Linked DNA regions of Mus musculus: region 1 is linked to region 2. A link is a loop called in an ENCODE intact Hi-C map of the cell type or tissue named here. Cell type or tissue: gastrocnemius. All regions are shown on one strand. Links, peaks and the distances in the headings refer to the core of each region. The heading gives the core; the rest is flanking DNA. Region 1 overlaps Ptpn9 (protein tyrosine phosphatase, non-receptor type 9). Region 2 has its middle 6.1 kb from the start of Imp3.

What was found. A loop is a pair of places that touch in the nucleus more often than their neighbours do. Peaks named below come from ENCODE experiments on the same cell type or tissue, not always from the same donor. Only the 100,000 strongest peaks of a DNase experiment are listed, where the experiment ranks them.
Region 1: a loop joins it to region 2, with 2.7 times the contacts of the local background. A loop is called at or near these places in 4 of 42 quality-filtered maps.

What each region holds. Positions count from the first base shown.
Region 1 is chr9:57,052,469-57,060,806 of GRCm38, forward strand. Ptpn9 (protein tyrosine phosphatase, non-receptor type 9) reads left to right here. Exons shown (of 13, transcript NM_019651.2): 10 at 4,246-4,324; 11 at 5,243-5,393; 12 at 7,386-7,593. It overlaps Gm10658 (predicted gene 10658), which reads right to left. Exons shown (of 3, transcript NR_045886.1): 2 at 4,801-5,333; 3 at 4,429-4,670. Among named protein-coding and RNA genes, the nearest start is that of Gm10658, 15 kb to the right of the region's middle. In gastrocnemius, for the core only: a CTCF peak has its summit at 3,932 (motif pointing right); a DNase peak (open chromatin) is centred at 3,942; H3K27ac peaks cover 675 bases.
Region 2 is chr9:56,939,397-56,947,734 of GRCm38, forward strand. No RefSeq gene overlaps it. Among named protein-coding and RNA genes, the nearest start is that of Imp3, 6.1 kb to the left of the region's middle. In gastrocnemius, for the core only: no CTCF peak of the experiment used is centred there; no DNase peak of the experiment used is centred there; H3K4me3 peaks cover 12 bases; H3K27ac peaks cover 30 bases.

The sequences.
Region 1 (8,338 bases), core at 246-8,245, 110 kb after region 2:
TTTGGGAATTGAACCCAGAGCTTTGGGCATGCTAAGCATGAGCTTTACCACTAAGCTATACTGCCTCTTCCCAGTCCTGAGATAAGACCATTTACATTTTCTCCTTGTTTTTACTTTATGTATATAGGTATTTTGCCTACATTGAAGTCTCTGTACCACATACATGCATTGCCTACAGAAGTCAGAAGAGGGCATCAGATCCTCTGGATTAGAGTGGTTGTGGGCTCTTATGTGGTTACCAGGAACTGAACCTGGGTCCTCTGAAAGAACAGCTACTGCTCTTAACCACTCAGCCATTTCTCTCACTCTGAAATAAGATCCTTTATTCTGTCTTTCCATGTCTGTCTGTCTGCCTGTCTTTGATGTGATGTGATGGAACCTAGCTTTGCAGACTAGGATGTCACTCCTCCTACTTCTTGTCTTTATTTTTGTTTCTAAAATTTACCTTTTGTTTTGTATGTATAATTGTTTTCACTGCATGCATGTATGCAGTGACCATGGGGGCTAGAAGACAGTGTCAAACCCCATGGAACAGGATGATGGTGAGCTGTCATGGGGTGCTAGTGTCAGGGAGGCAGAGATAGGAGGATCCCTCCAGTTCAGGTCTATCCAGTGTAACTACTAGGCAGATACCAGGTTCCAGTGAGAGACCCCATCTCAAAACAAAACAAAAATACCATTAAATGCAAACCAAGGCAGGTGGCCTTGACCACGGCTTCCGCATGTATAGTAGAGAGGCTGTTCCTACATATGCACACACACAATGTTAGTGGTTACTAAAGACTTTAACAAAAATAATGGGACCATTGGTCTTTCAGGTCTCAATTAACCCTTGATATTACCCTGCTTCTCTGAATATAGAGAGGGGAAAACACTGGGAAAACAAAGAATTATCCCGAGGAGTTATCACAAAGACATTTTTTGGAGAGTGCTCATCGTGCAGGTTCAAATTATTATTATTTTTTAAAATATTTATTTGTTTGTTTATTATATGTAAGTACACTGTAGCTGTCTTCAGACACACCAGAAAAGGTTGTCAGATCTCATTACGGATGGTTGTGAGCCACCATGTGGTTGCTGGGAATTGAACTCAGGACCTCCGGAAGAGCAGTCAAATGCTCTTTTTTTTTTTTTTTTTTGGTTTTTCGAGACAGGATTTCTCTGTGTAGCCCTGGCTGTCCTGGCACTCACTTTGTAGACCAGGCTGGCCTCGAACTCAGAAATCCGCCTGTCTCTGCCTCCCGAGTGCTGGGATTAAAGGCGTGTGCCACCACGCCTGGCTGTCAATGCTCTTCTTAACCGCTGAGCCATCTCACCAGCCCCTAGGTTCAAATTATAATGGACAGTTTTGCAAATGGCATTTATCCTTCACATCTATTTACTGAAATGGGGATTTTCTTTACTGTCCAATGTAATATGCTATAATTTAAATGGTTGAAATATTTAGGACCAGCCTTGCCATCCAGAGCTTATGGGAGAGAAAGTCCTTTGAGTGTCCTGGTCAATAAGAGCCTAGAGGAAGACTGGGCACTTAAAAATAGACAGAAGGCCTGGAGAGATGCCTCAGCATTTACTGCTCTTCCAGAGGACCAGAGTTCAGTTTCCAGGGGTCACTGGGGAGCTTGTAATGCTTGTAACCCGAGGCCCAGCGAGTCTGACCTCTGCAGGTGCCCACACACATCTGCCAAGCACTCCTACATCCAAACACACATATACAAAAATAAGTCTTAGCCGGGTGTGGTGGTGCACGCCTTTAATCCCAGCACCTGGGAGGCAGAGGCAGGTGGATTTCTGAGTTCGAGGTCAACCTGGTCTACAGAGTGAGTTCCAGGAGCACCACGTGGTGGCTCACCACCATCTGTAATGAGATCCGGTGCCCTCTTCCAGTGTGTCTGAAGAGAACTACAGTGTACTCACATACATATAATAAATAAATACATCTTTTAAAAAAAAGTTGGAATCCCTTGGGAGGTGGGGAATGACATATGCCCTTAATCCCAGCACAACCTAGGCTACAGAGTGAATTCTAGGATAGTCAGGGCTGACAGAGAAACCCTGTCTCGGAAAAAAAAAAGAAAAGAAAAAACAAGTCTTAAACAATGGAGTGGTATTACAGATGAGGGAGACAATATAATGAATGGAACAGAGTCAGAGAAATACATTGTGTCTGTACTGTATTTTTTTTTTAGTATTAAACTGTAAGGGGGAAGAAATATTCAGAAAAATACATTAGAATAGTATTAGTAACTTAGGTTAAAAATGATAAATTTCTCATCGTACTGAAACATTGTATTAAAAACAGGGGAGAGGGCAGATGTAGGAAAGACACTTAATTTCAAGGGCAAAACATTTTGCTTGATAACTTCTGGGAGAAGATGCAAATGGGTGATGGGTGTGTTAAAGTTGACTTCACAAACCAACCCCCCCCTTTTTTTTCTTTTCAAGATACGGTTTCTCTGTGTAGCCCTGGCTGTACTGGAACTTAGAGATCCATCTGTCTCTGCCTCCCAAGTGTCACCATCTGTCACCATCAATGGCTTTTACCCCTCTTCCCCTCTTTAGTGTGAGTGTGCTGTTGTTATTCCAGGAATTTCTCCCTTCCCCTCCAGACAGGGTTTCTCTGTCAGCCCTGACTGTCCTAGAATTCACTCTGTAGCCTAGGTTGTGCTGGGATTAAAGGCATATGTCATTCCCCACCTCCCAAGGGATTCCAACTTTTTTTTAAAAGATGTATTTATTTATTATATGTATGTGAGTACACTGTAGTTCTCTTCAGACACCGGAAGAAGGCACCAGATCTCATTACAGACCACCACATGGTTGCTGGGAATTGAACTCAGGACCTCTAGAAGAGCAGTCATTGATCTTAACCGCTGAGCCATCTTTCTAGCCCCTCATTTACTCTTGTAAAATGTGGGAGTCAGGGCTGGAAAGATGGCTCCACCATGTAAGGTGGAGGAGAAAACAATCCTAAAACACAAGTCCTTAGCAATCAGGTCCTTTCAAGGCTGCATGTGCCCTATGGCAGGCCTGCCACCTCATCACACCCCAGCACTTACTAACAAAACAACAGTGACAATAATAATTTTAACCAAGAATACTAGAAGTCCTATTATTAGAGATAAGAAAGTTGAGAAAGAAAACTTGGCATGATGGCACATGCCTATATTTGGATCACAAGTTTGAGGCCTCTCTGAGTTACACAGTAAGATCCCATCTCACAACAGGAAAAGGGGGCGAGGGAGAGAAAGTACATAAGTAAGTGAAAGAATTCTGAAGACTAGGTCTCTGTTCAGACTATGGGATTTGAGACAGTGGGGGCCAGAAGTAACCTGGTTTAGTAGTTACTGTATTATGAGGCTGAGGGCTACTGAGGTAGAAACAGACAGGTAGGTATAGACTTGACCCTTGCTACCGTACATGATGAGCCACAGAGCCTCAGGCGCTACATATGTTCCTACATACGGCTCACCTGGAATCTTTGGAATCTGAACACTTAATTTCTTTTATTTTTGGTACAGTGTAATTTATCTTTAAATTTTTATTCATTTATTAGTTAGTTTGTTTTGAGACAGGGTTTCTCTGTGTAGCCCTGGCTGTTGTCCTGGAACTCACTCTGTAGACCAGGCTGGCCTCGAACTCAGAAATCTGCCTGCCTCTGCCTCCCAAGTGCTGGGATTAAAGGCCTACGCCACCACTGCCCGGCTTTTATTTATTTTATATATGTGAGTACACTGTAGCTGTCTTCAGACATACCAGAAAAGGGCCTCAGATCCCATTACAGATGGTTGTAAACCACCATGTGGTTGCTGAGACTTGAACTCAGGATTTCTAGAAGAGCAGTCATTGCTCTTAACTGCTGAGCCATCTCCCCAGCCTTTTATTTTATGTAATAGGTGTTTTGTCTATGCACTACATACATGCAGTGCTCAGAGAGTCCAGAAGAGGGCATTAACTCCTCTAGAACCATAGTTATAAAATACTCACCCATACAGAGATGATATGGTTGGTTTGAGGACCTTGCTGAATAAGGAGAGCTAAGACAAGGCTCATATGAATACTTGTAATCTTAGTACTTGGGCGGTGGAGACAGAGTTCAAGGACAGGCTGGACTATAGTGAGTCTGAGTCTATATGAGTGAGATCCTGTTTCAGTCTGTACTTCAGAGATCCTATTTGGAAGACAAGTAGAGGAAGACAGACATGCTTCTAAAGGCCCGCTCTCCCTCCTGTCCTTTCATTCCAGGTCCTTTGGAGAACACCTATCGTGACTTCTGGCTTATGGTTTGGGAGCAAAAAGTTTTGGTGATTGTCATGACTACCCGGTGAGTTAGTCTTCTTTTAACCATAGATTCCATGACCCTAAGCTTGAATGATTAAGAAAGCTATGCCACATCTATAGTTAACATGGTAGGACACAGTGGAGATAGTGTTAGCCTTGCAGAAATATTTAATCCGTAACTGTAGGGACCCAGGGCTAGTGCGCTAAAGCCTATCCTGGGGTTCTGGCCTTATTCACAAAAGGACGTGCTGGGAAATGCCAGCAGCACACCTTGAAGCTGCCTCTTGTCTACAGAGGAAAGGTGCCTTCCTGGCCACTGCATTACCAGTTCCCTTTGCTCTCCATTTCCTCCTTCTTTTGATGGCTCTTCTGTTCATTAATATCTCTACCTGTAAGGGAACAGAAAGATGGTTGAAACATAAGGCAGGAAGTTCTGAATAAAGGATTGTTTTTGAAATTTGGCAATTCTGCCAAATGTAAGGAATTTCATAGTTTATTAGTTTCATCATTAATTATAACCTTTTTCAGATAGGGAAGAAAAGCGATGCTCCCTCAGTTCCCGTCCTCAGAGCATTGTCAACAGCCACCTGTAGTTGGGAGAATTGTCTTCCCCACTCCTGTGTCAGCCAAGGGCCCTTCGTCGAAAGAAACTGAGCAGTGGCCAAGGTCTAGGCCTCAGTGTGGATTTGCTACTATATGTAGGAAATACAACCAAGTATCAGGAAGGAGACAGATGATACAGTGAATGTACAATGCATGTCTGCTAAATGTATACATGTAAGAATGTTAGCTGTTTTAACACTTGTTTAGAAGGAAGAGATGTCATTTTTCTGCCAAGAATCAGTGCAGACTTCAGAAGCAGTGCAGATCACATTGCTGCCTAGGAGCTCAGCAGTTGTGGTGGGAAGCGGCTTACAGCTAGTTGAAGAGAGAAGGCTTAACTTGCTCTGTATGTCTTCAGCTTTGAGGAAGGCGGCAGGAGAAAATGTGGCCAGTACTGGCCTTTAGAAAAAGACTCCCGGATCCGATTTGGCTTCCTCACGGTGACTAATCTAGGAGTGGAAAACATGAACCATTATAAGAAAACAACTCTAGAAATTCACAACACAGAGGTAAATGCAGGTTTCTATTTTCTCTTTTGAAATTAGGGGAGCTCCTTTAAGAGATTCTCATTGAGGGTGGTGATGCACACCTTTAATCTCAGCACTCAGTAAGAAGAGGTGGATATCTGTGAGGTCAAGGTCGGTCTGGTATGTGTATGGAGTTCCAATAAAACAAACACACAAAAAAGAAAATGTCTAGAGGGAATAGGCAGGACTTTAGGGAGGTAATAAACAGATGATCAACTGATAAGCCAGTTATGTAGTGTCCATCTTTAATCCCAGCACTCCAGACAGAGGCAAGTTGATATCTATAAATTCAAGGTCAGCTTGGTCTATATAATAAGCTCCAAATAGAGATACCTCCCATTAACCGCCTTTCAAAAAACAAACAAACAAAAAAAACCCTCAACTCAGAACTAATGAAGTTATCGCCTCAATATAAGAGTGGCATTAAGAGGCTGGAGAGATGGTTAGTGGTTAAGAGCACTGATTGCTCTTGAGTAGATCCTGAGTTCAAATCACAGCAGCCATATGGTGGCTCACAACCATCTATAATGGGATCTGATGGCCTCTTCTGGGTGTGTCTGAAGACAGCTACAGTGTACTCACATACATAAAATAAATAAATAACTCTTTTTTTATTTTAAAAGAGTGGCATTAAAGAGAAGTAAAAAATTTCAACATTGGGACTCTGTATGCTAAGCCATGCTTCTTATCCTTCTGCAGAGGAGGCTGAGGCAGGATTACAAGGTGGAAAATAGCTTGGACTGCACAGTACGAATCTTGTCTCAGAAAAACTACATTGAGGGACTGGAGAGATGATGGTTCAGCTGTTAGAGTACTTTATACTCAATCATGAGGACGAGTGTTCAGACTGTAGCGCCCATGCATCCAGCTGGGGGGCCATTTATGCCTGTCATCAGATCTAATGGAGGCAGAGGCAAGAGACTTACTAGGCTTTCTGCTTATGGCCTAGTTGAGGATCCCTGGCTCCAAGTTCAGGGGGACCCTGCTTCAGAAGAGTGGGCAGCATGTGTTAGAGAGGACACCTGATGCCCTTCTCTGGCCTGTCTGTGTACTCCTAACATAGATGCCTAGGCACTTACAATTAACTAAGTCAATAAGTAAATAAATAAGGTACTGTTTTATTTCGAGACAGTGTCTCTCAGTATGTAGCCTTGGCTGACCTGGATCTCATGATAGAGGTAGACTAGCCTGGGCTCAAATGCATAGAGATCCATCTGCCCACCACTCCTTCCTGAATTTTGTGGTATAGAGTTGTGCTCCATGATGCCTGACAATAAATTTTTCTAAGGAAGATTTTGTTTGTTTGGTTGGTTTTTTGGTTCTTTTTTGAGACAGGGTTTCTCTGTTTAGCCCTGGCTGTCCTGGAACTCACTTTGTAGACCAGGCTGGCCTTGAACTCAGAAATCCACCTGCCTCTGCCTCCCAAGTAGTTTTTTTTTTTTTGATCTTATAACTTTATTATAACATATTTCCTTTCCTTTTTTTCCTCTCCAAACCCTATCTGCTCTTTCAAATGTATAATCTCTATTTTTACTAATTGTTATTGCATGTATTTACATATTTTCACACACACACACATATATATACATATATATAGTTGTAAATATAATCTGTTGTATCCATATAAATGCTTGTATTATGTTCTAGAGCTGACTGTTTGGACTGGACAATTAGTTGGTGTGTCCTTTCCTGTGGAGGACCACTTCTGGCTCATTTTTTGTCTTGTTTTTAATAATAAAATAATACAATAATAATAACTTATTAATAGCAATAATAAACAAGAAATATGGATCCTATAATATAGCAATTTGCCTTCCCAAACATATAGCCATTCCTTTGGGTTTGAAGTAGAAAATCAATTGTGAAGAAAGTTGACAGCAGAAGACAGGATCTTCTAAAGTCTTAAGAACCTGGAAAGCCAAGGGTAGACAGCAGACAGGAATGACATTAACTCTTGCTTCTTTTTCACGTAAGGAGCGGCAGAAACGCCAGGTTACCCACTTCCAGTTCCTAAGCTGGCCAGATTATGGTGTCCCTTCCTCAGCTGCTTCCCTCATTGACTTCCTGAGAGTGGTCAGAAACCAGCAGAGTATGGCTGTAGGCAACCTGGGAGCTCGCTCCAAAGGGCAGTGCCCTGAGCCACCCATTGTGGTCCACTGCAGTGCTGGCATCGGCAGGACAGGTACTGTGCCTCTTAGACTGGTGATGTGCCCAGAGGCGGTGGGGGTAGGGAGGAGGAGCTAAATGCTTAGGGCATGTCTGTGTTTAGAGGAGAAACTCACTCATCCCCTTGGTGGCAAACTGCTATGATAATCACTTTTTAAGGTCCTTTTGTATTCCTATGCTAGAGATGCTGCTTGCCAAAATGTATGCTTTATAAACCAAGTTCTTGGGGTTGTTAATCATCATGGTCTTCTTTTGACCTTGTGAACTCTGTCATCAACATGATTGTGGTCCCCAGAGAGATTAGCTGGCCCTCTCTTAGAGGTTTCTTCTCCTGGTGCTAGTCTTGTCCCCTGACACCCGTTGTTTGTGTTTATGAGACCAGGTCTTACTATGAAGTCCAATCTGACCTGGAATTCTCAGCAATCTTATTTTAGCCTCCCAAATAATGGGATTATCAGTTTGTGCTATCTTGCTTGGCTTCTGTGTTCTTCATTATGTGTGCTGTATGAGCTGCTGGCTTTACTAGTTCAGAGGTCCCTTTGGGAGAATAATCAGGAGAACTGTATTTGTGTTAGACCTCTAGAGAGTTATAAGCTATGGAAATTGGGTGTAGAAGTACAGCTGCACTGTCTGGTATTGAAGAAGCAGGATATTCTTCCTGTGTCACCTGCCTGCTTATTCTTCTGATACTCTCGTGTATGCCCAGAGAGACAGGAGACCCTCATTTGTCTGGCCTTTAGCATGCCCTTTGATACTCCTTA
Region 2 (8,338 bases), core at 85-8,084:
CGTCATTTACATTCATACAAACAAAATTTTTTAAAAAGTAAAACTAGGGTTGGAGAGATGGCTCAGTGGTTAAAAGCACCGATTGTTCTTCCAAAGGTCCTGAGTTCAAATCCCAGCAACCACATGGTGGCTCACAACCATTTGTAATGAGATCTGATGTCCTCTTCTGGTACATCTGAAGACAGCTACAGTGTACTTAGATATAATAAATAAATCTTAAAAAAAAAAAAAGTAAAACTAGGGAAGGTAACATGAAATGATTCCAAATATTAGACACAGGTTTACATGGGTAATATATACCCTCCCAACAAACCCATTTAAATGAGTAGATCAGTTACTCTGCACTTTTCAGGTGAGAAAGGAAGATAAGTCAGTATTTGATTGCTTGATAAATGAATTAAGAGTTTTAAGAGTGCTAATGCACAGCCAGTCCTTAAAAGATATGTTGGAGTGTCAGCCTCCAGGTCAGTAGCAACACTAGGCAGTGATTGGTTTCAGCAGGATGCTATAGAAGAAGTTAGTCAGAGCTGGTGTATTATGCACTAAGCAGAAACACTGCAAGTGTGGGGTCAGCCAAGGCTGCAAAGCCAGTGTCTCAAGAAATAAAAGACTGAAGAAATGACTAAGCAGTAAAGAGCACTAGCTGTTCTTCCAAAAACTCTACTTCCAAGGGATCCAATATCCTCCTCCAGCCATGCATATGTATATAGACATGCAAGCAAAATACCCATCTACCAAGAGAGGGAGAAAAATTGGGCATGGTGGCATATGCCTTTAATAATATTTCTTTGGACTCATCCAATCCCAGCACCCAGGAGGCAGAGGCAGTTGGATCTCTGGTCTAGAGAGTAAATTCCAGAGCTACAAAGAAACCCAGTTTCAGTACCTCATCCCCAACCCCCAAATTAAAAAGCAAAACAGCCGCTGAAAGTGAAGACAAAAAAAGCTCTGATGTTAGGAGCTTGCACAGCTCTTGAAGAGGATCCCAGTGTATCAGACTTAAAATTACCTATAACTCCAGCTCCAGGGGCATGAAATACCTTAGCCTCCTCAGGCTCCTGCACTTACATATGTATATCCACACACATAAACAAAACTAATACTTTTAAGGAGTTATAGAGGCTGGGCTGTATGGCACATGCCTTCAAACTCAGCACCCTGGAGGTATAGGCAGGTGGATCTCTGCATTTGAGGTCAACCTGGTTTACAGTGAGTTCCAGGATAGCCAGGACTACACAGAGAAATCCTGTCTAAAACAAAAGGAGAAGAACAAGAGTAATCCGGAGAATGTCAGGCATGGTGGCGCACGCCTTTAATCCCAGAACTTGGGAGGCAGAGGCAGGCGGATTTCTGAGTTCGAGGCCAGTCTGGTCTACAAAGTGAGTTCCAGGACAGCCAGGGCTACACAGAGAAACCCTGTCTCCGAAAAACAACAAAACAAAAAAGAATGATCTGGAGAGGTGGCACAGCCCAGCTGTATGTTTGTGTATGTTTGTTATAAATAACTTGGGGGTATTCACCAGAGAGTACTGTTTGGACATAGGTTTAAGTCACTACCAAATCTTTTGGCCCTCAGTCCACTACACTGAGCCTTTTCCAGGGTGAGCTTTAAAGCATAAAAATCACGTTTTGGGTTGACACACTTAACAAGAACAGTTTGCCAGAAGTGGAATTACAAAAGCCCAAAAGTAGTACTTTGAGAGACGTTTCCAGAGCTATGGACTTTGATGGATTAGGTATTTGTTTTCATTGTTTTACAGCCTGAATGGCACTGCCATCATGGAGTCGGTTGTGTGAGGTCTGCAGGCCTACTAAGGTCTGGGGCCCTGTTACATAACTATGGCATAGGGCTTGAGAGACCTTCGCAGTTCAGGGTACTTGCTTTTCTTGCAGAGAACCTAGGTTTGATGTCCATTGCCCATATGGTACTTTGTATATGTACTATGTATAACTCCAGTTCCCAGGATTCAGTGCCTGCTTTTGACCTCTGAGCACCAGTCATGCAGGTGATATACATACATACATTCAGGCAAGCACTCATATACACAAAATGAGAATAAATAAATCTTTTCCAAAAGTAGCTATGGCAACTTGCCTCAGAGTGTTTATTGCATCTCCTGGCAGCAAAAGCCAATCCTTTCTTTTCTCCATGCAGGCTACACACATCACTAAGCTATAGCCTAGTTCTTTGACTCTTTTGGTTTTTCGAGATGGAGTTTCTCTGTGTAGTTTTGGCAGTCCTGGAGCTCACATTGTAGATTATGCTGGCCTCAAACTCAGAGATCTATCTGCCTGCCTCTGCCCCAGAATGCCGGGATAAAGGCATGTACCATCACTGCCTGGCTCCTTTTACTTTTTAAATTATTTGTAGCGTCTTACCATTTAGCTGTAGCTGACCTGGACCTCACTGTGTAGACTAAACAGGTCTTGGATTCAGAGAATTCCTGCAGGTCTTTTGGGTACTGGGATTAAAGTGTGCATCACCATGCCTAGCTCATCGTTTGTGTTTTTTGGGTTTTGTTTTGTTGTGGGAGGAGGGGTGGGGTTGAAAGGTAGGAGATGAGACATGGTCTCAATGTAGCACTGGCTATCCTGGAGCTCACTCTGTAGACCATCCTGGTCTTGAACTCAAGAGATCCACCAGCCTCTGTCTCCCAAATGCTGAGATTAAAGGCAGGTGCCACCACACCCAGCTTAATATTGGAAGCAGGGTCTTTATGTTGTCCAGGCTGGTTTACAGTTCTTGAACCCAAGCAGTGACCCTTCTGCCTCCAGCTTCCTGAGTAGCAGGGACCTCAAGTGTATATTACCACATTCAACTCAAAAGGTTTTCTATTTTGTTTTATTTAGATTTACTGCTGGCTGATGGTAGAACACACCTTTAATCCCAGCATTTGGGTGGCAAAAGGAAGCTAACCTCTTAAATTCAAGGCCAGTGTGATCTACAGAACAAGTTCCACGACGGCAGGGCTACACAGAAAACCCCTGTTTCCAAAAAATTGATTTATTATTGTTAATTGTGTATACATGTGAATTATGTGCTTATTATGAATACAAGTGCCCGCAGGGGCCAGAGGTATTGGATGTCCTGGAGCTTGCTGGAGTTAGAGGGAGTTTTGAATTTCCTAATATGGGTGCTGGGAATTGAACTCAGGTCCTCCGAAAGACTAGATACGCTCTTACCTGCTGTGCAGGCTAGTTTTATGTCAACTTGACACATGCTAGAGTCCTTGGAGAGGAGGGAGCCTCAATTAAGAAAATGCTTCCATGAGATCGGGCTGCAGGCAAGCCTGGATAGGACCCTTAACTAATGATTGATGGGGGAGGGCCAGCACTCTGTGCATGGGGCCACCCCTGTGCTGGTGGTCCTGGATTTGTATAGTAATAGCAAGCTGAGCAAGCCATGAGGAACAAGCTGCAGGGAGCACTCCTCCATGAGCTCTGCATCAGCTCCTGCCTTCAGGTTCATGTTCTGCTTGAGTTCCTGTCCTGACTTCCTTCCATGATGAGCAGTGATGTCCAAGTGTAAGTCAAATAAAACCCTTTTTTCTCCAACTTTCTTTCTTCATGGTATTTCATTACAACAATAGTAATCCTAACTAAGACAATCACTAAACCATCTTTTCAGCTCAAAAGCTTTTTATTTCGATGAGCTTGGTAGTAGAGGCAGGAGGCTCTCAGGTTTATTCATGGTTAGTTAGCCTGAGTAACTTAGTGAGACTGTATCTCAAAATAAAATGTTAAAAGGGAACTTGAAGGGGGCTGGGGTGTAGTGACAATGTTGGCAGTTTGGTTTCTTTAAACACACACACACAGAAATATAAGAATATGTTTTCATTTTAATCCCAGGTGTGGGATATGAGGCTGCTCCTTACTGCCCACAGCAGCTGAATATGGTTTGCCTCATGCTCTGGTCGGGGTGTGATTCTGCCAGCTGCCGATAGTTTCTTCGATTCCGTGATACTTGGAATTCTGGGTGCTTTTCAGAAGGTATATAAATGCTAGAACCCCGATAGGTTAGTGGGTTGTTGGTTTTTAAGTAGTCATTTGCAAAGAAAAATAAATATATCTTGACGGTGAAGATCAAACTTACCTGAAGGAATCCGAGGCCTCCAATCTGCAGGAAGTAGTCAAACGATAACGTTGACCCCTTTCCTCTCTACCTTTTTTCTATCTAGTGTTAGGAGTTTGAAAAGGTGGGGACAGGGTAGAGAAGGGTGGAAGAAAGAACCTACAAATAGCCAAAGTCTAGCTACACTGTGGAGATGGCTTAGAGGTTAAGAGCACTTGCTGCTCTTGCAGAGGCCCTTGATTTGATTCCCAGAACATACATCAGGCAGCTCACAGCACCATGTAACCTCAGTCCTAAGATTCAATGTTCTTCTCTGGCTTCCTTGAATAGCAGGCATGCTTGTGGTGCAATATACATATATTTAGGCAAAACATGCACACAAACTAAAAATAAATCTTTATAAACAACAATAACTAGAAATTAGACCTTGTGATGTAGATCTGTAATCCAAGCTACATGGGAAATTAGCTTGGGCTAATTAGCTTGGAAAAAGCTGGGAATTAGAAGCTTAAACCTTCCTAGAGCTAAGTGTAAATCTGTGCTAGCCTGGGCGACTGCATGAGACCCCAAAGGACTGGCTATAAAGGGCTAAGGCTTCCCTTAGATTAAGAATAGAATGGCTCAGTTAGCCAGCGAAAAGCACTTGGTTAGAATGTGAGAGTCTTAGGGTTTAGTCCCCAGTATCCCTGAAACAAAAAATGAATAGAATGAAAATAGAATTATAAATTCAATATTAACTGGCCTCTCTTGATGACTGAATATATTTAACCTGGAGTCAGCTGACTATTGAAAAGGAGGAAGAAAAATGGGATGTGCTGTATTCACCAATCTCAGAGCTCCAGAAATGAAGGATCAAAGGTCATCCACTGCTTGAGGTGTTCCTGGCCAGCCTACACTGCAAGAGACTTTCGAAACTCGATCCCTACCCTTTATCCTTCCTAAAAACAGGAAGATGAAGCTCAGGCATGGTGAATTCCACTGAACACACCAATAAAAGATTTATAGACTCATATTCCAGTTACTCAGGAGACCGAGGCAGAAGTGTCCAGTAAACTGCCTTCCTATCCATCTTTAAGGTCTTGACAAGAGGTTCAAGCTTAAATAAAAGGTGAAAATTAAGCCAAAGGACTCTTGGGTAAGGTGGCCTCTAATAAGTTGTTGGAACAGTTATCCAGGAGACAGTTTCTTCCTGCGGCTGGCAGGAGGCTTCAGCATTTTTCTTCTCCCAGCGTGTATTCCTAGAGAAATTCCGATTCTCAATGGCCAAAGAGAGATCTGTCCCTTCACCTTCCAGGAGTTGTATCTGCCCCTCTCTGCTAGGCTTGGTTGTGGCTCTGCCTTGAGAACTCAGATGTCTGTCCCATCTTGAGTTCTGGCAGTTGGGTTGTGAATGCCCTATTTCAGCATTCATTCATTCTGGCCTGGTGGTATTTTCTTTTCTTTTTTGCTTTTTGAGACATGGTCCCAGCCGGGCATGGTGGTGCACACCTTTAATCCCAGCACTCGGGAGGCAGAGGCAGGCAGATTTCTGAGTTCGAGGCCAGCCTGGTCTACAGACTGAGTTCCAGGACAGTCAGGGCTACACAGAGAAACCCTGTCTCGAAAAACCAAAAAAAAAAAAAAAAAAAAAAAGAGCCATAGTCCCACTCTGTAGCTCTAATTGTCCTGGAACTTACCAGGCTTCCTTTAAACTCATAGAAATTGCTTGCCTTTGCCTCCCAAGTGCTGGGATTAAAGACATGTGCCAAGATGCTCAGCTGGCACCTCCCCTTTGATTATGAACCACTGTTCCAATTCTAAATCCTAAGGTTTAGGTTCCTGAGTGGAGATTTTTCAAAGCAGGAATTATGGGTCTACCCCAGAGATCAAGGTAGAGGATATTAAAGTCTGGGAATCGCCACACAAACCATTCAGACACCATCCCAGTTAAATGGGGCTGGTTTACTGACCACACCACCCAGGACTGCTGGATCAGGGACATGGCTCAGACTCAGGTTCTGAAAGCTATGACCATGAATATTTTCCAGGGTCAGTTTATATAGGGAAAAAAAAACTATAATGAACACATATACGTGTGTGGGGAAGGTTGTAGGGTGGTCTGCCTTTTTTCCAAGTGTTTTTAATAGTTTAGAGAACAGTTCAAGCTGTCCTCTATCTTGCTTGGCTCTAGTGAAGGCTACAGTTGGGGAATTTCCAAGAACAATAATAATAATAAACCTCAGGATATATGGTTGGCCTTGCTCTGAGCCAGACTATTTTTCTGTGTCTATAGTCAAGCTGCTGACTTCCTTAGCATCATGAAATGCTTGCAGGCATGAAACAAAAGGGTTACAGCAAAGCCAGGGATGATTTTAAACTAGGGAGCAGGCTTCAACATGGGTTTCAGTCTTCAACAGTAGATTCAAATACAGATGTGATTCTGTCCACATGACCTTAATAACATGCCAGATGGGAATCATTGACTTAGTTTAGAGTTGGCCACTTGGGTCATCTTAGGCTGGCAGATGATTTTAACCGTCAGTCTAACCTTCTCCCTTATCCCCCAGTACAAGGCAGGATTGGTCAGGCTCACTTGAAATGCAAAGTATGGAATAGGAAAGGGATGTCACTCTTGTGATAGGCTCTAGGCTACATATTATAGATTTCCCCGATTTTATAAATGTCAAAGCTGAAGCCAGGTGTGGTAGCATACACCTGTAATCCCAGCTATTGGGATGTGGAGGCAGGAAGGCTGCTCAGAGTTTGAGGTCAGCATAGGCTACAGAGCCAGACCCTGTCTCAAAATAAAAAGACTAAAGCTGGGTGGGTCCAAGCACTTTCAGTTAGTTAGAATTTTTCTTTGTTAAGTTTTTTTAAAAGGGTATGTATGCCAATATATATAAATAACTCAAGAAGGTGGACTCCAGAAAGTCAAATAACCCCATTAAAAAATGGGGCTCAGAGCTAAACAAAGAATTCTCACCTGAGGAATACCGAATGGCTGAGAAACACCTGAAAAAATGTTAAGTCAGAATGGCTAAGATAAAAAAATTCAGGTGACAGCAGATGCTGGCGAGGATGTGGAGAAAGGGGAACACTCCTCCACTGTTGGAGGGATTGCAAGCTTGTACAACCACTCTGGAAATCAGTCTGGCGGTTTCTCAGAAAATTGGACATGGTACTACCGGAGGATCCTGCAATACCTCTCCTGGGCATATATCCAGAAGATGTTCCAACTAGTAAGAAAGAAACATGCTCCACTATGTTCATAGCAGCCTTATTTATAATAGCCAGAAACTGGAAAGAACCCAGATGCCCCTCAACAGAGGAATGGATACAAAAAATGTGGTACATTTACACAATGGAGTACTACTCAGCTATTAAAAAGGATGAATTTATGAAATTCCTAGGCAAATGGTTGAACCTGGAGGGCATTATCCTGAGTGAGGTAACCCAATCACAAAAGAACTCAAATAATATGTACTCACTGATAAGTGGATATTAGCCCAGAAACTTAGAATACCCAATATATAAGTTACAATTTGTAAAACACATGAAACTCAAGAAGAACGAAGACCAAAGTATGGACACTTTGCCCCTTAGAATTGGGAACAAAACACCCATGGAAGGAGTTACAGAGACAAAGTTTGGAGCTGAGACAAAAGGATGGACCATCTAGAGACTGCCATATCCAGGGATCCATCCCATAATCAGCCTCCAAACGCTGACACCATTGCATATACTAGCAAGATTTTGCTGATGGGACCCTGATATAGCTGTCTCTAGAGAGACTACGCCAGGGCCTAGCAAACACATAACTGGATGCTCACAGTCAGCTATTGAATGGATCACAGGGCCCCCAATGTAGGAGCTAGAGAAAATACCCAAGGAGCTAAAGGGATCTGCAACCCTATAGGTGGAACAACATTATGAACTAACCAGTACCCCGGAGCTCTTGACTCTAGCTGCATATGTATCAAAAGATGGCCATCACTGGAAAGAAAGGCCCATTGGACACGCAAACTTTATAAGCCCCAGTACAGGGAAACGCCAGGGCCAAAAAGTGGGAGTGGGGGGGAGGGTATGGGGGACTTTTGGGATAGCATTGGAAATGTAAATGAGGAAAATACCTAATTTTTTTAAAAAAAGAAAAAAAAAAGGGTATATATGCAGATGCTCTATCTGCATGTACACTTGCATGCCAGAAGAGGGCACCAGATCCCGTTATAGATGGTTGAGAACTCAGAGTCATTCAGAAAATGGGTCAGTTCCCATAGGTACTGGCAG